2 separate regions of the Homo sapiens genome follow, and region 1 is linked to region 2. Evidence: read pairs that join two places in POLR2A ChIA-PET (ENCODE). Cell type or tissue: PC-3. All regions are shown on one strand. Each heading gives the region's core, and the rest is flanking DNA. Links, peaks and the distances in the headings are about the cores only. Region 1 has its middle 200 kb from the start of LINC01871. Region 2 has its middle 21 kb from the start of LINC01871.

What was found. Peaks named below come from ENCODE experiments on the same cell type or tissue, not always from the same donor. Only the 100,000 strongest peaks of a DNase experiment are listed, where the experiment ranks them.
Region 1: POLR2A ChIA-PET joins it to region 2 with 6 read pairs; 1 of 35 experiments calls an interaction of 5 or more read pairs at or near these places.

What each region holds. Positions count from the first base shown.
Region 1 is chr2:7,519,987-7,532,824 of GRCh38, reverse strand. No RefSeq gene overlaps it. Among named protein-coding and RNA genes, the nearest start is that of LINC01871, 200 kb to the left of the region's middle. In PC-3, for the core only: no CTCF peak of the experiment used is centred there; DNase peaks (open chromatin) are centred at 2,624 and 8,894; H3K4me3 peaks cover 250 bases; H3K27ac peaks cover 4,090 bases.
Region 2 is chr2:7,740,660-7,753,497 of GRCh38, reverse strand. No RefSeq gene overlaps it. Among named protein-coding and RNA genes, the nearest start is that of LINC01871, 21 kb to the right of the region's middle. In PC-3, for the core only: no CTCF peak of the experiment used is centred there; DNase peaks (open chromatin) are centred at 4,257, 7,967 and 8,487; H3K4me3 peaks cover 529 bases; H3K27ac peaks cover 4,739 bases.

The sequences.
Region 1 (12,838 bases), core at 1,952-9,951, 220 kb after region 2:
CTGAATCTTCATCCCTGTCTCTTTCTAATTCCATTTCATCTTCTCAAGTGGCAGGATCAGGGTTATCTCCACTGCACCATGGTGATTATTTGCCATGTAACGTGCAAATCTTATTTAGATAGAAAAATATGAATATTTACACACTTCTGCAAGAATGACATGGCAGAAATCAATGTCAGTATTAAACACAAAAATGCATTTTGCATATACATTTTTTTCCATTATTTTTGTATTCAACTGACTTCTTTACCAGTGCTAAATATTCATCAGTTATTGTAATTAGAACCATTTCACCGATGACAGTACTGAAGTTCAAGAAGCTTAGAGTATACAAATCTTGATAATTGATCTCTTGACTCCTAAAAGGTTATATCACAACTGATATGGTTTGGTTCTGTGTCCCTACCCAAATATCATCTCAAATTGTAATCCCCATGTGTCAAGGGAGGAACCTGGTGGGATGTGATTTGATCATGTAGGCAGTTTCCCTCATGCTATTCTCGTGATAGTGAGGGAGTTCTCAGGAGATCTGATGGTTTTAGACATGGCAGTTTCCTATGCTCTCACTTTCCCTTCTGCCTTGTGAAGACTTCCCATTCACCTTCCACCATGATTGTAAGATTCCTGAGGCCTCCTCGGCCATGAGGAACTGTGAGTCATTTAAAACTCTTTTGTTTATAAATTATCAGTCTCAGGTAGTATCTTCATAGCAGTGTGAAAATGGACTAATACAAATAATTGGTACCAGGAGTGGAATGCTGCTATAAAGATAACCCGAAAATGTGAAAGTGACTTTGAAATTGGTTAGAAACAGAGGTTGGAACAGTTTGGAGGCCTCAGAAGAAGACAGGAAGATGTGAGGAAGTTTGGAACTTTGCAGAGAGTTGTTGAATGGTTTTGACTAAATGCTGATAGTGATATCAGTAATAACATCCAGGCTGAGGTGGTCTCAGATGGAGATGAGCAACTTATTGGGAAATGGAGTAATGGTCACTCTTGCTATGCTTTAGCAAAGAGACTGGCAGCATTTTTCTCCTGCACTAGAAATCTGTGTAACTTTGAACTTGAAAGAGATGATTTAGGGTACTGGCAGAAGAAATTTCTAAACAGCAAAGCATTCAAGAGGTGACCTGACTTATTCTGAAAGCATTCAGTTATATGCATTCACAAAGAGATGGTTTGAAATTGGAACTTATGTTTAAAAGGGAAGCAGAGCATAAAGGTTTGGAAAATTTGAAGCCTGGCTGTGTGGTAAAAAAGAAAAAATAACTTTTCTGTAGAGGAATTCAAGCCAGCTGCAGAAATTTGCATAATTAATGAGAAGCTGAATGCTAATAGCTGAGAAAATGGGGGAAATGCCTGCAGGACATATCAGAGACCTTCATGGCAGCCTCTCCCATCACAGGCCTGAAGGCCTGGCAGGGAAAAATAGTTTTGTGGGTCAGGTCAAGGGCCACACTGCTCTGTGCAGCATTGGAACTTGGCACCTTGCATTGCAGCTGCTCCAGCTCCAGCCGTGGCTAAAAGGGGCCAATGTAAAGCTCAGGCTGTTGTTTCAAGGGGTGCAAGCCACAAGTCTTGGTGGCTCCCACATGGTGTTGGGCCTTGCATGGTGTGGGTGCATGGAAGACAAGAGTTGAGCTTTGGGAACCTCTGCCTAGATTTCAAAGGATATATGAAATGCCTGGATGTCCAGGCAGAAGTCTGTTGCAGGGGAGGAGCCTTCATGGAGAACCTGTACTAGGGCAATGCAGAGGGGAAATATTGAGGTTGAAGCCAAAACACAGAGTCCCCCTGGGGCACTGCCTCGTGGAGCTGTGAGAAGATTCCCAGCATCCTCCAGACCGCAGAATGGTAGATCCACCAACAGCTTGTACCATGCACTTGGAAAAGCTGTAGGCACTCATCAGCCTGTGAAAGCAGCCACAGGGGCTATACCTTGCAGAGCCACAGGGGGTGGAGATGGCCAATGCCTTGGGAGCCCATCACTAGCAACAGCATTCTCTGGATGTGAAACTTTGAATTAAAGTAGATTTTGGAGCTTTAAGATTTAATGACTGCCCAGTCGGGTTTTGGACTTGCATGGGGCATGTGGCTCCTTTGTTTTGGCTAATTTCTCCCATTTGGAATGGGAACATTTACCCAATGCCTGTACCTCCATTGTATCTGGGAAGTAACTAACTTGGTTTTGATTTTACAGGCTCATAGGCAGAAGAAACATGCCTTGTCTCAGATGAAACTTTGGAGTTGGACTTTTGGGTTACTCCTGGAATGAGTTAAGACTATGGGGGACTGTTGGGAAGGCATGAAGGTTTTGAAATGTGAGAATGTGAGATTTGCAAGGGTCTCCAGGTCTGACTCTCTGTCCCCACCCAAATCTCATCTGGAGTTGTAATCCTCTCATTTTGAGGGAGGGACCTTGTTGGAGGTGATTGGGTCACAGGAGCCAATGGTTTTCCCCCATACTATCCTCATGATAGTGAGGGAGCTTTCACAAGATCTGAAGGTGTTAAAAAATGGCATTTCCCCATGTGCACTCTCTCTCTCCTGCTACCTTGTGAAGAAGGTTCCTGCTTCCCCCCTTTGCCTTCCACCATGACTGTAAGTTTGTTGAGGCCTCCTTAGCCATGCAGAACTGTGAGTCAACTAAGCCTCTTTTGTTTACAAATGACTCAGCTTCTGGTAGTATCTTTAGAACAGTGTGAAAACAGACTAATACAACAACACTTTAACTTTATTTGAGACCATTTTTTTTTTCTGAAGAAGCCACACAGGGTAGTCTTCTAATTTTTATTTATTGTATTTAGTACTGCTTTTTAATTTTTTAAATTATTTTATTTTATTTGAGTCAGGATCTTTCTCTGTTGCTCAGGCTGGAGTGTGGTGGCATGATCTTGGTTCACTGCAACCTCTGCCTTCCAGGTTCAAGTGATTCTTGTGCCTCAGCCACCCAAGTAGCGGGAATACAGGTATGTGTCACCGTGCCCAGTTAATTTTTTTTGTATTTTTAGTAGAGATGGGGTTTTGCTATGTTGGCCAGGCTGGTCTCGAAATCCTGGCCTTGAGTGATCTGCCCGCCTTGGCCTCCCAAAGTGTTGGGATTACAGGCATGAGCCACCCCACCCTGCTGTATTTAGTACCCTTTTTAACAAGCATTTGTCGTCAGTTTTCTCCATGAAGGGTGGTGAAAGACTGAAATGATCTGAAAACTCTGCATATGAAGGTTAGCAGGCATGAGAAAGACAGTCTTCCTAAAACAAGGCTGCACTTAACTTCTGTTACAATTAAAAATATCATTCTCCTTCAGGGCAGGGATGGATTTCTGGCTACACGTAAGTCAGGCATCCTTGTTAAATTATCAGGCTACTTTCCTGTGGCTTTAATGAAGTGCCTTGTATCGTCATATTATCATGGTTTTCAAAAGAGTGTTGCTAAAAGAACTGGAAGGAGTAGAAAATAAGACATGAAGCTAGGCTTTCAAAGAAGCCATGAGGACAGCTGTGGAGTTCAGGGCTGATTCTACATGTGGGGCATCCCTTGCTCACAAGGTGGTAGGAACTCGGCAAGGACTAAGGTTTGTTAACAGGGAACCTCAGCCTCTCTCTCTCTCAATAATGGAAACTGCAGACTCAGGACATGTGAGGAATGTAATGGAGTATAACGTTAATGTGTCATGGCTATTGGAGTGGCCTTGGGGTGCCACTATTGAGCTGAAGAAGAAGCAGAGGAAACAAGTGTTCTGAGAGGGCAAAGTAAAAGCAGTGAGGAATAGAGAGAAAAGAGAACACAATGTTCTGGAGCAGAACCCAAGAGCAGGCTGGGGTCCAGGCAAGCTGCCAGGGGGCCACTGTCTCAAGGCTCTTATTTGGAATATTTGGTAGCCTCTGTGGTAAACTGAGCAGTGGTCACTCCCAAAGTGTCCATGTTGTAATCCCCAGAACCTCTGAACATATATGGCAGAATGGATTTGCAGATGTGATTAGGGATTTTATAATGAGAAGGCCATCCTGGATTATCTGGGAGGTCTCCATAAAATGACAAGGGTCTTTCTAAGAGGGATGTAGGGTGGTCAGACTGAGAAGGCAGTGACCATGGAGGCAGGTCAGAGTGGTGCAGCCACAAGCTAAGGCATGCTGGCAGACTGTAGAAACTGAAAGACACCAAAAACAAATTCTCTTCTAGAGCCCCTAGAAAGAACTAGACTTGTTAAGACCTCGATTTTAGCCCATTAGGTTCCTTTCAGACTTCCAACTACCAGAACTGTATGAGGATAAATTATTGTTGTTTTAAGCCACTAAGCAATTTTATATAGTGGTAACAGAAAACTAATGCATTTCATTTTATAAAAAAAAAAAGCCTCTGTGATAGTTAATGCTGAGTGCCAACTTGGTTGGATTGAAGGATGCAAAGTATTGATCCTGGGTGTGTCTGTAAGGGTGTTGCCAAAGGAGATTAACAGTTGTGTCAGTGAGCTGGGAAAGGCGGACCAATCCTGAATCTGGGTGGGCATCATCTAATCAGCTGCCAGTGTGGCTAGAATATAAAACAGGCAGAAAAATGTGAAAAGACTAGACTGGCCTAGCCTCCCGGCCAACATCTTTCTCCCATGCTGGATGCTTCCTGCCCTTGAATATTGGACTCCAAGTTCTTCAGTTTTGGGACTCCAACTGGTTCTCCTTGCTCCCCAGCTTGCAGACGGCCTATGTGGGACTTTGTGATCCTGTGAGTTAATACTTAATAAAATCCTATATACATATATAGGAGTTCTAGAGAACCCTGACTAATACACCTTCCAATCCAGGTTGGTTTTTCTATTTTATTTCTTGAGCTGGTTTTGACACAAAAGATAAAGCAAGAGAGAGAGAAAGAGAGAATAAGAGGAAAGGAAGAAAGGAGGGAAGGAAGGTAGGAAGGAAGGGAGGGAGGGAGGGAGGGAGGGAAGAAGGAAGGAAGGAAAGAAAGTTTTAAGAAAAATGTATAGCCAAAAAAAGACTTGACTAGATCATTCATTTCTACAAAGGACGGATGAGCTTCATCTTTATGAGTTCCTTCTGAACGATGAAGAACACTTATTTTTCTGCTGTGGATCCTTTGACTTCCTTTATTCCATAGCTGGACCTATGAAGAAGAGAGCTTGCTGGGGATACAGGGGCCCAGGGAGAGAGGAAAGCAAGGGAGCATTGCCTGCAGGCTCCCATTATAAAGAAGAGCCAAGGTAAGAGACCCATATTGATGTGAGCAACTCAGAAATCAACTACACAAGAGTGGCCACACCTACTGTATACTTGCCCCATGTCATGTGAGTGAAAATAATGTGCCTTATTGGAAAGGCATGTTTTCCCTTAGAAAACATGCAATCCAACAGGAAGAGATATGTTAAACTGACTAATAATGTGGCATAAAAGTTAACAACAATTTCCATTGTTGTGGGTAGAAACGAGAAAATGCAACCACACTATATATAGCCATGCACCTTTTTCCTATAACTTTTTGTTTTTTTTTTTTGAGGTGGAGTCTCTCTCTGTCACCCAGGCTGGAGAGCAGTGGCACAATCTCGGCTCACTGCAACCTCCGCTGCCCAGGTTCAAGCAATTCTCCTGCCTCAGCCTCTCAAGTAGCTGGGATTACAGGCACATGCCATCATACCCAGCTAATTTTTGTGTTTTTTAGTAAAGACAGGGTTTCACCATGTTGGTCAGGCTGGTCTTGAACTCCTGACCTCAAGTGATCTGCCGGCCTTGGCCTCCCAAAGTGCTGGGATTACAAGCGTGAGCCACTGCACCCAGCCTTCTTTTAACTTTTTAACTGATAGTGGCTCTGCTCTCTGGGCATCACCTGCCTCTGGGTATTCTTGTCAGTTCACTGTGCCCCTCTCTGAGTGTTCACAGAGTTCTACCCAGCTACTGTAGGCCCTGGGAAGAGGCAGGAGTCCTGCCTGCCCTCAGCCTCCCTTCTCCTTACCCTGTGACTGGTTGCCTACATTGGTTGAGTTGAATTTCTGCTACTACCTCTAGTGATATCCATTATTTCCATATCTAACAGTGGCCAGTAGTTGACTTCCCCTGAGCTGCTTGCATCAATATGGTTCTCTTACCTTGGCTCTTCTTTGTAATGGGAGCCTGCAGGCAACTCTCCCTTGCTGCAGGCCCTCTTCCTAAGCCCCTGCATCCCCAGCAAGCCCTCTAATCCATAGTTCCAGCTATAGGGGTGCCCTGGATCCTGATGAGTGAGTCACTTGGTGGTAATGGCTACCCTTCTCATCATCTTCTTGAATCATAGAGAATGTACTATTTCTCCTTGGTAGGTGATATAATTTGGCTGTGTCCCCACCCAAAATCTCATCTCGAATTGTCATCCCCATAATCTCCATAATCCCCACTTGTCAAGGGAGATACCAGGTGGAGGTAATGGAATCATGGGTGCAGTTTCCTCCATGCCGTTCTTATGATAGTGAGTGAGTTCTCACAAGATCTAATGGCTTTATAAATGTTTGGTAGTTCCTCCTGCGTTCATTCTCCTTGCTGCCACTTTATAAAGAAGGTACCTTCCTTCCCCTTCACCTTCTGCCATAATTGTAAGTTTCCTGAGGCCTCCCTAGCCATGCTGAACTGTAAGCCAATTAAACCTCCTTCCTTTATAAGCCATCCAGTCTTTGGCAGTTCTTTATAGCAGTGTGAAAATGGACTAATACTGTAGGCATAAGAATATTGGCTTCCCCAGAGACTCGATTTCAATGACACTTATGTTCTCAACCCCTTTCCTGATCATCTTTAGGTTTTAGAGGCAGGAACACTGGAGGTGGGAGGAGAGCTAGGAGGGAATGAGTTAGGAGACTGTGCTGGAAGGGTGGGGTTGAGGCTCACTTTCTGACTCACTCACTCCCTTCTCCAGGCAGCAGAATGAAAGGGGACATTGATCCCTGGGAATTCTGAAATTCCAAGGAAATGGCACTGTGTCCTTTCACTTCACTTGGTGATTTCCCCTGCTTAGTAAAGGAAAAAATTGTAGTGATGACTTTTTTTTCTAGTGTGCTTATTTGTGTTAGTTTCACAATGGTGAGGTTTCCACTGAGACATTCATAATCCAGTGCAGGGTCACAGGGAAATAAGTGTTGATGTCTCAAATACTTGCAATAAGCAACTAATAACTTCACCTCCATAGGAGAGTCTTTTACGAATCTTAATCTCAAAAAATTGATGTAGGAAGTAACTTAGATGATAAGCATCAATTGGGGTAGCTAGATTTAGCAAATAAAAATACAGGACATCCAGTCAAATTTGTATTTCAAATATCTAAAAATATATTTTAAGTAAAAGTATGTCACATTTAATATTTTGGACATATACTAAGAAATTTTGTTACTAACCTGAAAAATTGAGCTAAGCACCCTGCACCATATCTGGTAACCCTCACGCCAACTGTATACTTGCCCCATGCCATGTGGATGGAAAGAAAGTACCTTATTGTAAAAGCCAATAAGGCTCATTCTCTCCCTTAGAAAATACACAATCTAGCAGGGAAAGAGATATGTTGAAGTGACATAATAATGTGAAATAAAACTGCAATAATTGACACAGGTAATATTAATGGGCTCTGTCTGTCATGGTGTCAGGCACTGAGCTGCATCTTTTACATATATGACCTCCGTCAAGTCTCACAGCACCTTGGAAACAGCCTTCATTATTCTCATCACTTCTTTGTAGGTGAGGAATGAAACCACGTGAGGATAAATGAATTGCTAAGATTATCTGACTAGGGCTGAAGTGGGTTTCAGACACGGGCTTGTTGGCAGCTGCCTGCCTTTGAACCACACACACTGTCACGCCCACAAAGGTTACAGAAAGACAGCTGGCTGAGCCAACTGGACATGGGTTGACATAAAAAGACAGAAGGGGTCAGGTGTGATGGCTCACACCTGTAATCCCAGCACTTTGGGAGGCCAAGGTGGGTGGATCACCTGAGGTCAGGAGTTCAAGACCAGCCTGCCAACATGGTGAAACCCCCTCTCTACTAAAAATACAGAAAATTAGCTAGGCATGGTGGCATGCACCTGTAATCTCAGCTACTCGGGGGCCTGAAGCAGGAGAATCGCTTGAACCTGGGAGGTGGAGGTTGCAGTGAGCCAAGATTGCGCCATTGCACTCCAGCCTGGGCAACAAGAGTGAAACTCCGTCTCAAAAAAAAAAAAAAAAAAAAAAAAGAAGGGACGTTTGTATCTTGACAATTGGATCTTTAAGATTAAACAGTAATTTACTACATGGGTAAGAGAAGAGTGCCTGGATTTGGGGAGAGAGAAAACAGCAAGCAGCAAACATAGTAAAAGCAATGGTCTAAAGGTGTGAAATGTGTCATGGGTTTGGGAACAGGGAAGAGGTAACTGGAGGGAAATGGACACAGAGGAAGTGAGGTAATGGCCCATCTAAGGTTAGCAGAGACATATATGAGCCATGCCTATGAGTGGGAGCTTAATTCTGCTGAATAAGGGGGTGAACATCATTTGACATTTACTTCATAAAATTACTTTGGCTGTCAAAGAAGACGATGGGGTAGAGAACGGAGCACCAGGTAGAAGAAGACTGAGGAGAGATAAGTAACTGGAGAGGCTCCAACCGGTTGGAAAGAACACTGGGAAGAAACCCAGGTGGGACATTCAGGATGCAGGAGTTAGAAAGCAGTCACTCAACTCACAGAGGAGGGTGAAGATGATTCTTCCGCCCTGGCAAGCTCAGCTGGGAGGATGACAGTCACGCAGTCCCAGCTTAAACACACCTGGTCTGCTCCCATTTATTCTCCCCAGCAGAAAGACATTTGGACAAGTACGGTGTCTATGTTGCTTAACGTACTGTAGCATTTGAGAACGCGATTTTGACACCTTTTTGAAACTCTATAAAAATTCATCGTTGACCTTTTTTGTTTTCAAGGAAATCTAAGGAAGCTGATGAAAATGAGGGCACAGATGACTCAACCCCAGTTCTGGAGAAAGCTGACTCTACGGAAGCCTTTTTGTTTGCAATGAGTAAAAGCAGAAATATGACAACTCATATTGTCACTATAATAAATTACAAATTGATGAAATTAAAAACACTGTGGACAGAATCCAAAGAAATATGGCTCAAATTAAAATATCCACAAAGCATTCTCTGTGTGCTTCATTCTTCCTGAACTTAGACCACGGATTGACCAAATGGTTTCTGTCTATGTTCTTCTTTCCAGACCCAGCCCAACAAGGTCACGGAGTGTTACAGGAGAGCACCAATGAGCAAACTGAAGTTTTTTCTTGACGTTTGCATTTACATCTTCCCCAAACTCAGGAGCATAATCCCTGCTGCGAACCATTTGAATTCTTTTTAATAACTACGATGTGGAGTGAAAAATAGGCAGCTGTTGCCCACTCTTAATGTCTCAGAACAGTTCTGGCAACAAGATGTTGCTTTTTCATAATATTTTTCTTTTCTTTTTTTTTTTCTTCAGGGAAGGGATTTAAAATAATTTATTCTTAATATTATGCCTGTCTAATATGTGAGAGTAAAGATAAGCTTGACTGTGGTAATCCAAATAAATTGCTCAAGCAGAAGGCAGCTGGCTGGTGGGTAGCTGGGATCACAATGCCTCATGTACACCTCCCTTTATGTTTCCAACCCTCAATTAGAGGTTGGATTCCCGTGTTTGCTTCAGTACCTCATGAGCCTTTGAAATGCTATAGTAGATGAACTGGAGAAAGGAAGACGGTGATGGTGACGTGCTTCGCTGCCAAAGCAACATGCATGGTGTGCATTTCTCAACAGTAAGCACATTGATTCAAAGTCCAGGTGAGCAGGCTTCCGTTTTAGGCTCAGAGATTGAAGCATCATCTTGCATTCTACCTCTAATGATCTTCCAAGTACATAGGACCCTTCATTTCCTTAGAGCTGAGCTCATCTCTTGTTAACTTTCCTGGAGCAGACTTGGGAAGAGATGTGGAAAAGCACATGAGAATTTAGGAGGAGTGGGGTTCAGATCCAAGAGTACAATCTGGATGCCAGTAGTAGATCTTTTTAAAGGAAGCCACTTCTTTTTCTTTGCTTCTCACGTCTATCTGGTTAAGTATTTGCAGCTGAGATGTGATTTACATTTCACATTTGACACATTAATTTTAAGCCCATCATGTTGTTTGTTTCTGACCCAAACATAGATTCCACCTTTACCTCCAGACAATCAGAGGTTCACACAGGTTTTGTCTGTGTGTTTTTTTGTTTGTTGGTGGGGGCAGAGATGGTAAGTATGTATTTTAACACAAGAAATTACGTGTCATATACACACTATGACCTTAAGTCTGCCTCTGCCTTTCCTGGTTTTCACAGGACTCCTTCAGTCAAAGATGCATCACAGCCTCAGTTTCCCCTGAGGTATTGCAGCGTAAAGGAAAAGTATTGAAGTATATGCCTACAGCATGGATAATACACTAAAACAAAATGTACATGGAATCTGGAAGTCAGCCTATTGACCCTATGCATTTAGCTTGAACATTTTATCGTTGGTGAGTTTAGAGAAGCTATGAAATATTGCATATGCCAGAGGGCCCAAAAGGATGAGTGGCAATTAGCAATTAAGTGCTTTTTTTAAACCTGCACAGGATATGCAGTAGATCCACATTTCCACCAAATTAGGCTCAAGAAATTAATTTTCTAAGGAAAGGAACAGGAGGGCAGGCCTTTCCGTGGCCACAGTGTGGATGAAGCTGAGAAGCAGCTGCCAGTGGACACAGACTCCTCTCTATGTGAGTGTGCTGTATGGTAAAGACTTTCATTTTACAGATGTCAAAGGGAGTACCATTAAAAGTCACTTCACTTATCTTTGTCTCAATTTTCTTACTGTGAATATGAGAGGTTTGGCTTGAATTATATTTGAAGTACCTTTGTATCATCAGACATGAGGCTGTAATCCTTGGAATATGCAGGACTGGTTGTTTAAAGGACCCATGGGAGCAGAAGTGTGTTATTTATGCAGCCAGTAAGAAGACTAGGTACCATGACCCAAAGATCAGAACAAGGCTTACATATTCAACTTTATCCAGTTTTGTCTTTCTACTACTGTCTGGCCAAAATTTCTAAAACATAAAAGTAAAAATATCAATTTCTCTGAGTTCAAAAATGTCCAAAGATTATATTAACGTCTAAAAACGAGCCCAGCTTCCCAGCCTTGCCTTTTCCCTCCAGCCACAGCAGAGAACAGCTGCCATTCATCCTCTGTTCCCACTTCCATCCTTCTGCATCCCACAGCCAAATGTCCTGCACCAAACCTGGTGTCCCCAGAACATAGCTTGGGCTTTTCTGCCCCTGTGTGCCTTTGCATATACTTTAGTTATGATCGTCCTTCATCAGACACCTCCTTCCATCTGCCCCAGTCTGGACTTTCCGTGTGTGCCTTCTAGAACTCTCTACCACCTCCGTTCTGCATTCCAACTGTCTTTCAACAGCGTCATTCTGATTGCTGGATGATAAATGCTTTAAAGAAAGGGATTATGGATTCCTTATGTTGATACTATCTATATCCCATAGCTCCGTGTCTTGTTCTAAGTAGCTGTTAATAGATATTTATTAATGCAAATAAATATGTGGTAGCAGATTTGATGAGATTCCGTAAGCGGAGTAGTTGTATGAGGGAGGACCACATGGTACAATGGAAAGAGGGCCAACTGACATCACTCCATTCCTCCTTACACCGCCTCTGTCTGCACGCAGCTCTGTTGCCTGGACTGGGAACCATGTGGAGAATATCAATGGGTATTCTCATCTTTGAATCCCCACAGCCTTGCCCAGGATATATTGAGTGGAAGATATTCAAATGTTTGTGGTGCCAAGTTGTCACTGACTGACATTTTTACCTGGGAAAATCAGTTCTCTGAGCCCCCATTTCTTCCTGGTAAGATGAGGGTCTGTGATTGCGTGACGTTATTTTACAAATGTCATCAAGTTTAAATTTTGCAGAATTGTTTTTCCCTTTGCGTGGAACTGCTAGGTGTTTCTGTAGTAATCATTTCCTCGCATTTTGCAGTTAGGCAAGTTTGGTTTGGTTTTCTGCTTTGTTTTAATGAAACTCTCCAGAGTAAGCATGTTTAAATACTATTACATTGTTACAGTATCAAAGAAAATAGAAAGAGTTACAAGGCAGAAGAACACCTTAGGTGTTCACAGTGGGACTGTCCTCGCTTACACCTGTGCCCCGCAGGTCTTCATGTTCTCACTCTGTGTCTGTAGTGAAAAACAGTGCTGTGAGGGACTGACCAGGAGTAAAAGAAGTGCCTGAGACCCAGCTTTGTGATTGGAAACTCAGCAACGAAGTCCCTCTCCAACACATTAGCAAGCATTATGCATTCGTAAAATAAAAACCCGTAATTCCTGGGAAAGGTATCTTTGACCTGTCAGACAGAACATCCTTTGAGGATGATTAGGTGGCAAATGCATTGTCCAGGTGCTGGTTTCTGGGCACTGCTTTTAAAAAATTTTTAAAGGCAAATCACTAAGCTACAGCTGCTATTGTAGTCTAATCGCTAGTTTTCCACAGTAAATGATGAGCCAGTGTCTGCGTAAGTGGCAGCGGCAGTGGTCTTCTTGCTTCCTTTGCACTTCCACAAAGCTCATTGTTTTTCAGCGTCTGACAGTGCGACAGCCCGGCAGTGCCTAATTCTCCCAATTCTGACTGTGAAGAAGAGGTTCAGGGGGTCTTGCGCAGTAACATGCCTGCCTTAATGCACTTTGCCATGAAAGTAAGTAATTTGAAGGTCTTCAGGTAGCTCAGAAATAAGATTCATGCTCTCAATCATACAAAGGGAAATATTAGTCTGTGTTAAAGAACCTCA
Region 2 (12,838 bases), core at 3,017-11,016:
TTAACAAAGGATCTTATGAACATATCCTTGATTTACTCTTTACCCTGAGGCCATTTCTTATTTTGAGAGTCTTTTGCCAGCTAGAGAGCCTGGAAATGTGAAACAGTTTGATTTTCCAACCCAGTAAGTCTGAATTGGAAATTCTTCTTGCATACTGAATAGTTCTCTCTTTAGCTCATATTTATCTTCCCATATCTTTTCATACGGAGCTAACAGAAGCCAATTGGCACTTTCAATACTCTGCCTAGAAATCTTATCTGCACGCATAGGTTAATTTGGTACATTTTCTATTTCCCAGAAGTTTTGCCACTTCCTTCGTAACTATAAAACATGGGTCATCATCTTTTAAGCCTTCTATCAGTTTCATTACTGCACCTCCAGCCTCCATTATCAAGCTCCTTACCACGGTGTCAGCCTCCACCACTGCCCCTTCCCAAAGCCAAGAGTATATACATCTTAGGTCTTTGTGATAGCAGTGCCCTATTTTCGGACCCCTTTTTGTTTTAGCTATCTATTGCTGACAAACAAAGCACCCTAAAATGGAATAATGCATGTAACTATAAAAAGCTGCATAGAAATGTGTGAAATAATATTAGCACTATTATTTCAAAGAATATTTAATCTGAAGATATAAAAATTGCTCTGTTTTTTTGTGAATGATAGACGAGAGTGGACACCAGGCTATTAACATTGTTTACTGATTTTTGGAAATGTGATACTTGAAAAAGTCCAATTAGAAGCTTTCATCATCTTCCATCTCAAACAAAAGACATGCTGCAACTCAACTGAGAAATGGCATTTTGTTGTGAGAGATGTTTTTAATTAGAGAGCTGATTAAAACTGTATTTGTCTGGAACTTAGAAAAGGTGAGTTGGTTTGCCTTTGCTCTTGTGAGTGCATTTTGGTAACAAATACCAAGCAGAGAGTTAGAAGGGCTGATTCCCAATGCCATTTCTGGCAATCAGGTGACCTTAGGCGCCTCATTGCTCTAGCCAAGGTTCTCAGTGTTCTCATTTGTAATGTGACAAGGTTAGGCCATCTGCTCTTCATCATTTCCCTTAACCTTAACAATCAATGACAGAATAATTTGAGACTTTAAGTAAATCTTCTCCATCTGGAAATTGGACTTATCCTCAAAAGAAGACACAGTGTTAGTACTGGAAAGAACTCCTGAGATGATTTTTATAAAATACCTTGAGTTATTTTTGATAAAGGACCATGACAATCCCAAGATTTCATTTACTAACAAGTTTGATCCTAAGGTAAAAATTTGGGGTAAGTCCCTTCCTTAAAATACGTTGATCACTCCTCAGAAAATATAGTGATTCAGATAATCAATCCAGCTTCAATTTAATTGCATTAAAGACTGAAAGTAAAGTTTGCCAGGTTAGTGCTGAAGGAAATGTTTACCTGATAAGCAGAGGTGCAAGTTTGCCCATGACAATCTGTGTGTCTATGTCTGTATCTTTATCTATTTAATACATTATTTTTATTCTAGAGAATTTGAGCACAGACAAGCTATAAAACATGCACGAGAACATACTCTACAGAGATTAAAGTATCTCCAAAGACATGAAAATAGAAAGCATCCTTTCTACTACAAAATGAATTTGACTCTCTAAATTAACAGTGTTGGCCGGGTACTGTGCCTCACACCTGTAATCCCAGCGCTCTGGGAGGTCAAGGCAAGAGCATCATTTGAGCCTAGGAGTTTGAGATTAGCCTGAGCAACATAATGAGATCCTGTCTTTATATAAAAAGTAAAATAAAAATAAAAATAAAATAAAATAGCCGTGTAATTTATTTTTGAGTAGTTGAATTATTTATTAGATTATTGCAGCTTATCAGACAAAGACACAAACTAAGAAATAAAAAGACTCACACCACGTCTAAGATATTACTAAATTCAACACCAATTTAAACAATGACAGATATAACAGCTGAGTTCTCTTTTGGGCTATAATACTGGAAAAATATATACTTTTGGCCAAATAATTTAATTACATTAAATTTTATCTTAATAGGCTACTGAAAGATTAAAAAGATAAATGTGAAGATATTTTGTAAACTATAAACTACTATTAAAATGTGAGGGCTTAATTTCATTTACAGTGTTACTGTTTTATTGAAGACTTCTTAAGTGGACAAACTATGACAAATCTGAAGCAAGTTTTTTTAAAATTCCATATTCTATAAGTTATTTTGAAATATTGGTGAATATGAATATTATTTGTTTATTCCTAATATGTTTATATAGCATGTAATGTTTTATATAATATATTCCATTATATTAACAAAATATATAATATGTTAGTTAATACATAATATATAACATTAATATATGAAATACTAAGAAAATATTCATAATAATATATTGATATATAATATAATCACATATGTTGAATTATATTAATCTAACATATAATATAGTATGTTATATTTATTATATATTATATATAATTTGTCTATACAGAGAGATATTTGTATCTTTTTAAAAATGCTATGTTGTAAATATTTTGCAATTTAATGAATAATTGCTGTAAACTTGACTTTAGGTGAAGGTATAATAGTTAATGTTCTCCAAGTTCCCAAATTTTCATTATTTCCATTGTTTACTCATTTAGTTGGTAATTGTTTCTATTTGTTGCTCATTTTAATGTATTTTACATTTTTAAAATCATAAATGATGTGGTATTAATACTTTTTATGCACAAATTATTATCAACATCTTTGACTATTTTGTTAGGATTCCCTAGAATTTTCCAGAATTACTGGGCTAAAGTTTTGTACTTGATAAAAATTGACATATTATTTTAGGAAAAGATTGCAAGTGTGTACAAATTCGAGCTTTTACAGGTAAATGAGAGAATTCTTTTCACATGTCATGCTCTCCAGCATTAAGGGGTTTCCAAAGTTACTTCTAATTTGTAATGCAAAAACAGCTTTTATTACCTTAATTACAAGATTTTATCATTATAGAGCTGCCCTGTCCAAAGCTGTAGCCACCAGCCACATAATTTAATTTGAAATTCACTAACTTACATAGAATTAAAAAATTTAGCTCTTCAGCTGCACCAGCCACATTTCGAGCACCCAGTAGCCCCATGTGGGCCACAGTGTTGAGCATCTCAGAACAGGACACTTCCATTGGTACAAACATTTCAGCTGCTATAGAGGCTAGATTTTATTTTTATAAATTAATAGCTAGTTGTAATTATGTTCTTTCATTTGCAATTGATCGACACAGACACATAACTCAAACCTGCTTAGAAAATAAAATTAAGGATAATTCATTAGCTCATTTCATAGGCAGTCAGGGTGGATATGGATTTCCAGGCATGTCTTAGCATGCTATTTTAAACAATGCTTCCATCTCTCTACAAAATCAGTAACATATTTTTTTTTTCCATTTTCTTCTATCGGTCTCCATTTGGTTGCAAAGATGACAGCTTGTGGTTTATTTCATTCTCGTAAATGTTCTGTCATTAGCAATTTGGTCTGACTTATTTTAATCACATAAATTCATTATGGAAGAATTTTTTAAAGGCTTATTATAAAAATTGTTTATAGTATTCAATGTTTCCATTCAAAATATAATAAACCCTGTATATTATTTGTATTTTACAGATCATAGAAATATTTTTGTTTTCATATACTTTCTACATAAATCTTGCAAAATTTATAGCTAGGTACTTTATGTTTCTACTACTATTTTGGATAGGGTCTTTTTTTCATTTTATTTTCTAAAAGCTTACTGCTCATTTCTAAAAAAAATATTGAATAATCTGTATCTATATTTTATCTGTTTACTTTGCTTATCTAAGTTATTGAGTCTAACATTTTTTTCAGTTGATTCTCTTAGGCTATCTAAGGTATAATCTAAGTATATTCTTTGAATTATAAATGGACTTTTTAAAAATTATTATTTCAAGTAGTTCCCGTTATGTTGGTTCTTGTCTCTTTTCATTCACTAGAACATTCAGAACTATTTTTAAAAATTTGATTTTAAACATTAAGAGTGCTTGCAGTTGTATACTTCGAAAAATTCACCTTGAAAAGACGAAATACAAATTTGAAGTGAGTTCTTTAAATCTTTATTTGGTCCTATATAGAACAATGAAAGGTCTTTGTTGCCATTTTTTTAAGAAAAATCGTATTGCTAGAGATTCACTTTTCTTTCTTCTTGTTGGATGACTAAACAGGAAGAGCGTAGAGCTGCCAAGCCAGGCTTTGCTCAGCTGCATCCTGCCCAGCCTCAGGCGCTCAGTGACCTCAGTAGGATCGGCTGCTCCTGTCTTCGAGCCATCTCTTGGCGAAGGACTTTCCAGGTTCCTCGGCAGGCAGTTGACGATGTAGCACCAGGGGACTCCTGTCCCTTGGTCACGTCCCTTTTTTCAACGTGACCTCAGTCTGGTCCTCTCCAGGCTGTCTTTACTGAGGACAGGCCATGCAGATCCCTGGTCAATCTTGCTCTGCACCCAGGTTGTCAGCATCCTCAGGGTCCACATCTTTCTCCCCTGTACAGAGGGGCTGGAACCCTGCTGTGGCTGGATATGGGAACAGCCACCCGCTGTGGTGGGAACAGATGTCATAGGGCTGGCCTTCAGGAGCTGTGGTCGAGCTCTCATTTCTCACCACACTTTCACACTATTAGTTGTTTAGAGGTACTTTACGGCTGCAGAGCGTCTGTGACGGCTAAAATTGTCTGTTTTACTGGTTACAAAGGGCCTGTTCCAGAGTCTGAATTTAATGGAATCTCCACGCTCTCTCGGCAGCCCCACAGCCTCTCCAACGCAGCGTCACAACGTTTCTGGACGTGGATTGCTTTGTAAATGTCTTTAATTTCACTTTTCACTTTCAAAATACCAAAACTTGAAATGTATATGATAGGTTGCTTGTTCAACATGTAATACAGAATTATGATCGGTACACATATCAAAGAAAAGACCTTGGACCTATAGTGAATTAATGATGAACAAACGTATTTTTGCATGTTTTAAAGTAACACAAAAATTTTAGCTTAATAACCTATTTTTAATTCCCAGTGTTAAATTCTGCTAAAAAAGTTTAGCCTAAAGCTGTCTCCTTACATATTTTAAATTCAGCCTGAAGGTTTCTTCACGTACAGTGAACTGAAACCTAACTAGATGTTAAACAAACTGGAACCAACCCTTGTGCCCATTACTGAGTTTTGGCCAAAGGCAGCCAACTGTCCAAACCAAGTTCAAATAAGACACTACCCAGCTGTAACAAGTCTGGCTGTTTCTGACCTCACTTCCGTCTTTTCTACCTGGGATTTCCTTTTTCAGTCTTTTTTGTTTTAAGACAGAGTCTCACTCTCTCTCTCTTTTTTTTTTTTTTTTTTTTTTTTTGAGATGGAGTCTCGCTCTGTCGCCCAGGCTGGAATGCAGTAGCATGATCTCGGCTCACTGCAATCTCTGCCTCCCGGGTTCAAGCGATTCTCTTGCTTTAGACTCAAGAGTAGCTGGGACTATAGGCACCCACCACCATGCCCCACTAATTTTTGTATTTTTAGTAGAGATGGGGTTTAACCATGTTGGCCAGGCTGGTCTCAAACTCCCGATCTCAAGTGATCTGTCCCCCTCGGCCTCCCAAAGTGCTGAGATCACAAGTGTGAGCCACTGCACCCGGCCCTTTTTCAGCCCTTAAATCTTCCCCAATCACCCAACAGCACCAGAGTCTCTCTGGTTCAGGGAACTGCCCAATTTGCAAATCATTGTTTGCTCAATTGACCTCTGTGAAATTTAATTCGTCTAAGGTTTTTCTTTTCACAACTGTTATTTGTGTGCATTCTCAAATCTTGATAGAAATCTTTTTGAAGTTTTATAGAATTAATTGGGTAGCAGTCCATGTGTCTGTGCTCTGGATTTTATTAAATATTTTACAATTAATCCTTTGTTAAATTTTGAAACAAAAAATCCATAGTGTTATACTTGTTAGCATTCTACTCATTCTTTCTACTGTTTTGGCAACTTAAAAATATCTAGAACAGGCATGGTGGCTCATGCTTGTAATCCTAGCATTTTGGGAGGCCGAAACAGGAAGATTAAAGATTGCTTGAGCCCAGGAGTTCAAGACCAGCCTGGGCAACAGAGCAAGACCCAATTCTGCAAAAAATATAGAAGAATTAGCTGGACATTGTGGCATGCTCCTGTAAGGCCCAACTACTCAGGCGGCTGAGGATAGCTTGAGCCCAGGAGGTTGATACTGTGGTGATCCACTGCACTCCAGCCCAAGTGACAGCAAAATTCTATTAAAAAAAAAATCCAGGAAAGTATCTATACAACAAGATGTAAAAGTAATTGGCATTTAACCCCGCACCTGACAGCCTTTCAGGTTTTATACACTACTGTTATTATTCACTATTATTATATGAACTTTATGATTTTTAATACTTTTATTTTTCTGTGTCATAGATTTGCTCTCTCATTTTCATTATTTCAAAAAATTGATCCTTAAAATTTCTGATCTATCTTGCTATTTTCCATATTTTGATAAGTTTTATTCACTTTCAGTTCATTCTTTTTGTTTTCCTTAGAGTTGTCTTTTATTTTTCAGTTTTTTTGAAATCAATCTCTGTTTCATATCTATTTGTTATTCTGTGACAAATAGGGTACTTTAGGATATGAATTTAACTCTGGATATAAATTTGGCAGCACCCCTTATGGTATATAACTGTAATGAGAGGCAGTTTTTTATTTTAATTTTTATTTAGATTACATATGCATGTTCCCTGTGTTTCAGAGCTACATGTGTGTTTCTCATCTCTGACTAGATGAGGGACCTCTCCCGGGTTTTAGATATCCATGGGCTAATGTCTTTCCTATGTGATTCTAAGTTCAGATGGAAGTGCACAGCTCTCCCTTAAATTATGTTCGGTTGAAGGTTTTCATCAGTTTTATTTTGCTAGCTTGAGTTTGAATCCTCCAATTGGTCAGTGTCTGACTATAGTAGAGAGTTTGAAGCATCCTGCAATTCTTTTTTGAGCTGATTTTCTACACGAAAGTGAATACAAGCTGCATCCATTGCCCATGAGCTTTTTCTTTTTGCCACTGCCTAGTTCCTTAAGTTAAAAAAAAAAAAAAAAGAAAAAACATTCTGCTTAGAAGGTGAGTATCCCAAGATGCAAGACTGCTCTGCTCATGCCCTTTTTCTTCCTTGTCTCATGGGCTGGGAGTCTGAGTGGGAATAGACGGGGGGTGCGTGAGCTGGTATGGAACACTGGGCCACTCAGGTAGCGTGTTCACTCAGCAAGAGGATCTCTGTCTCTGTTCATCAGTATTTGTTTTTGTTTACTTATTTTTTTATTGTTTGGTTGTATCTTGGCTCATTTTACAGTCACTACAAACCCTGAGATCCCTAAGAAGAGGCAGGCAACAGAACAGTGTTCAAAAGTCTTTTCCTACCATTTTTGGAGCCATCTGGCTTATTTTGACATGCAGGATAGAAAGTGGGATATTTAGTCCAAGAATATATTTCTTGGTACCTACACACATAGAAGATATATGTAGGGGGAAATACTGCCCCTTCTTGAGTCTATTGTCCATTTTTATCTCTAATGTACTGTGTTGATAGATTTTACTTTAATATGCCTTTATGGGTATTTTAATGAGATGGAAGGAACATTATCTGCCATGCTAAATGGAAGCCTCCTTTAATTCTTGAGTAACATGAGGAATTGGTAGGGACTTCTATTGATTGGAAGCATCTGTTTTGTCAGTATGGGATTCATTTCAGTCTTGGAGATAACCTTAAAAGCAGTATGAGAGAACAAGGAGGAATAGAAATCACTGTCACTTTTGTAGCCCTAAATCTATTGTTTCTCAAAGTCTTGAAGCTGTTCTAGCAGTTTAATTTGATTGGTACAGATGTGAAAGTGGAGCAGCCCTTGGCCTTGGGCTATGCGCCTGTGATTTATTTATTCAACAAATATTTATTGTGTGCCAGGTTGCATACTCATCACTGAGTACAAAATGGTCAGAAAGACACTTGGCTCCTGCCTTTTCGGTTACATATCTTAATGAGGAGGCAGACCAAAACCAAAAACTCTGCAGCAGCATGAGTAAAGAAAAGTCAATTGAATAAAAGCATTGGCAAGTTGCATTGTGTAATGAATAAAAAACTAGATACGTTTTTAAAAATATTAAGTAGAAAGCCGTTTTCCTCTGGTCAGGGAAGTCCTCTTCAAGACAGTGATATTTAAACAGAGCCAAGCTTTGAGAATTAGAAGCGGTTAAATGAAAGGTAAACAGAAACCACTATCGGTATAGGTAATAGCATTTATAAAGGCCCAGAGAAACGAAAAGAAAAAAAAAAAGAAAAAAAACCCAAACCATAAAGCTCTGTGTTTGAGAGTCAGAAAGATAACCAATGTAGCTGGCGGTTCTGACCAAACAGGAGTGTGGCAGGAAATGAGGTCAGTGAGACAGGCAGGGGCCAGATCTTGCCTGGAATTGTAAGCATGGTGAGTTTATGATGAGAAGGTCCTAGTGAGAACGTCATGGTGACAAGGTTGTGGTAAGATGGTCATGGTGAGAAGGTCATGGTGAGAAGCTCGTGGTAAGGATGGTAAAGAAGTATTGGAAGGATTTATATAGGACAGTAATATGATATCAGTTTTGTAATTTATGAACATTACTTTTACTGCTGTTGTAGAACAAATTAGAGAAACGTAAGTTAGGAACCCTGTTAAGATGGTGCTGCAATAATCCAGTGAGAGTTCATGGTGACCTCTGTTTTGATAGGCAAGGGGAGAGATGAATTGGTGCATGTAGAGAGAGGTCATTGGCTTAGTGGTAGGCATGTAAGGGGTTTTGAGCCTGATGACCTCTATTTGCAATGATCATGAGGGTGCATGTAGATGGATGGTAGAGGTCTGATTAACAAGAAGGTTTGAAAAACTAGTACTGGGAAAACATAATTTTTTGGCTACTATATAGCATCAGTTAAGGTTTGAGATCATGAGTTTAAAATGAATCCCCTCCGATTTAAAGTTATACCCAGCCATTAGAGAGACTTACCATATGTTGACATGAGTCCTTGCCCTATTACTACACCTGCTGCTAATTCTTGGGCTGGTAATTACTTTGCTGGTGCAGTTTTTGTGCCCTGGGACAGCAGAGCTTGGCTATTTGGCATGCTTCTTTCAAGAAAATGCCAACTTTTACCCCAAAAGTTCCCAAATAAGACTCTGTCTGCAAAATATTGTCAGTGTTTACTGTCCTACTTCTCCAAGAAACCTTTGAAAATCCTGAAATCTGAACATCCTCCTCCCTTCCTCACAGTAGTCTTTGTGTCTTTCTACTAAAGCATTGTGACTTTGTGCCACTGTCTGGCCCCGCCAACAATCCCTGAGCCATCTCATGCCGTACTGGCTTTCTCTCTGAGACTGTGCTGTCTTTCTTTTTGTCTTTGGTATATAACACATGTTGACCCTTTTTCTCAAAGTTCTAACACCCACTTATTTTTCAGGTTAAAAATACCCATGAAAAGGTATTTGTTAACACTTCCTACTAGTTTATGTACCCTCTGCATTCAAAAATATGTACCACTTTTCTCTGGGAGAGGACAATCCCTTCTCACCTATAGGTATCTCAGGGCTTAGTCATGTGACTCACCTTTTCCCAATGAGGTGTGAGTGGAAGAGACACTTGTCACTTCTAGGTGGAAGCTTTCAGAGCTGTCACTTTGTTTACATACTCTTTCTTCTCCAACCCCTGAGCTCTTAGACGCATGTGTCAATGATGAGATAGCCATCAGTTCAGATCCTTTTTTGACTACAAAGAACAGAATACCACTGTTTACCTGTAATGGGCATGTAATGTGGGAAGGAAACTTTTTTTTTTATCATTAAGTTGGTTGTTTTTTTGGATTGTGTAGTGCTGGAGCAGAACAATTTGTACCAAAGAAGGAATATAATCATAACAATAACTCTAAACTATGTGACATTGACTTTAGGATGGACAGCGAGCAGTAAGAAAACTCTTAACATTTGTAAGGATGATGATCCATATTAGGTTGCAGTGAAACACTTAGGAAAACTGCCATCAATGGTAAGTTGGAAGACAAATCAGTTTCTAATAAGAGCATAGGTTTAGGCAAATAAATGGGAAGAGAGACTTTGGTAACATGGTTTGGTTGCTAAAGGTTACATTTGACAAAGGTCAATGAAAAAGAGATGAGATCAGAAAAAAAATTGTTCAATTTACAAGCAGGAAGAAAAGGAATGGAAAATTCCTAATTCAATGACTTGAAGGGTTGAGAAATATAAGCGACTCTCAGTCTCCAAGCATTCAGACTCAGATTGATGAAAATTCAGTCTTGAGGCAAGGAACAAATCAAGAAGGTCATTATCCTCTTTGTTAAACTACCAACATTTTGCTGAATTACTTTAATTAGACATAATGTTTCAGGTATAAAGAGAATTGGCTTGGCTCTTCCATGAAACTGATAGGCTCAAAATACCAGCAATTAACTCTACTGAAAGAAAAATGCATGTCTGAAAAATAATTTTGGATGTGACTACTGAAACAAAGTAGATTTGAAAGAGTTGTATTTTTGAAGATCCACCAGTGTGGTCTAAAAGCTACTGACCTTTCAGGACTTAAGGCTTGGGCCCCCAACCTTCTCTAGGGAGAGAGCATGCTGGGAAACCTGTGCAGCCCTAAAGACAGATATTTCCTATTGACCTCCTCATATGTGGTCAATATGGTAATTAAAAAGAAGAAACAATTTGAACAATGGCTCAAGAAGTAGAACAGAAACTTAAAAAGCAATGTCTGTCAGTGGGATTTCAGAGTGTTCATTGAAATTATACAGTCCTTCTATCATTGTGTTTTGCTTGTAGGGAAGAAAGTAGTTTTTGTTTGTTTTGTTTTTGCTTTTTGTTTCGTTGGGTTTGTTTTTGGTCAGTATATAGATGTCCAAAGCCAAAACAGCTGCAGCCAGACCTGCCTGTGAAATAGTCATAAGCTCCTGGACTTTGAGCCTGATACCAGGAGTAGGCTTTGGATGGTTCCTTTTGGGGAAGGAGTGAAAGTATTTGCAAGTGGAAAGTAAAAAGTGAATGTTGATAGCTGTCTGCTGTCCCTCATGCATGGAGGGCGCTTCCTTCTTCATTGATGAAGGGCATGGCTGGGAAAACGGGCAATGCCTTGGCTGAGAAGTGCACAGAAATCACTTGAAGAATCAATGTGGTGATTCACTCTTTATCAGATACATGGTTTGCAATTGTTTTCTTCCATTCCCTAGGTTGCGTTTGCAACCTGATTATTTCCTTTGCTGTGCAGAACCTTTTTAGTTGACGTAGTCCCACTTGTCTATTTTTCCTTTGGTTGCCTGTGCTTTTGGTGTCATATCCAGGAAATCACTGCCAAAATCGATGTCATGGAGTTTTTCTCCTATATTTTCTTCTAGAAATTTTACAGTTTCAGGTTTTAAACATTTGTCTTTAATCCATTTTGAGTTTTTTTGTGTGTGTATGGTGTAAGATATGGATCCCACTTTATTCTTTTACATGTGGATATTTTTCTAACTCCATTTCTTAAAGAGACTGTAATTCCCTCATTGTGTGCTCTTGGTACCCAGGGTTAAGGCAAATCCAGAGCAAAGACATGAAAATTCAAAATTTGAAATAGCTTTAAAAATGGGCAAAGTACCTGAATAGAGATTTCTCAAAAGAAGACATACAAATAGGTAACAGGTACCTGAAAAGGTACTCAGCATCACTAATTATCAAGGAAATGCAAATTTAAAGCACAAGGAGATACCACCTCATACCTGTTAGAATGGCTATTATCGAAAAAAGCAAAATATAACAAGTTTTGGCAAAGAGGTAGAGAAAGGGGAACCCTTATGCACTGTTGATAGGAGTGTATAATGGTACAGCCACTATGGAAAACAGTTTGGAGATTTTAAAAAAAATTAAAACTGAATGACCATATGATCCAGCAATTCTACCTCTGTGTATATACCCAAAAGAAATCAGGATCTCAAAGAGATCTCTATATTCCCATGTTTATTGCAGGATTATTTACAATAGCCAAGATATGCAATAAACTCAAGTGTTCGTGAACAGATGAATGGATAAGAAATTTTCTATATGCATACTATCAAATATAATTCAGCTTTAAAAAAGAAGTAAATCCTGCCACCTGTGACAACACTGGATGATCCTGAAGGACATTGTGCTAAGTGAAATAAGCCAGGCACAGAAGGACAAATACTGCATGATTCCACTTATATGAAGTACCTAAAATAATCAAACTCAGAGAATCAGAGAAAATACAGTGGTTACCAGGGACCAGGGGGGAACAGAAATGGGGGATTGCTGTTTAATTGGCATGAAGTTACAGCTTTGCATGCACGTTGAGCACTAGCGGTCTGCTGTACAGTGTAGTGCCCATAGTCAACAGTGCTGTGTTATGCACTTGCAAATGTGTTAAGAAGGTAGATCTCATGTTAAGTGTTTTAAACACACACACACACACACAAACACACACACACACACACGGAGGGACCCAAGGAAGCTTTGCGGGATGGTAGTTATGACTATTACCTTGACTGTGGCGGTAGATTCACAGGTATATGTATGTGTCCAAGCTCATCAAATTGTATACATTAAATAGGTGCAATTTTTGTATGTCAATTATACCTCATAAAGCTTTTTTTAAAAAATTCAATTAAAGAAAGAAAGAAAAAAAAGAAAAAGCAAATGAATTAGTGTGTGGTGAGCTATGCTCTTTTTGTATCTTAGCTCTTGTAATTACAGAAGCATGCATTGAGACAGCACATGCAGGAACCTGGATTCCTGAGCGAC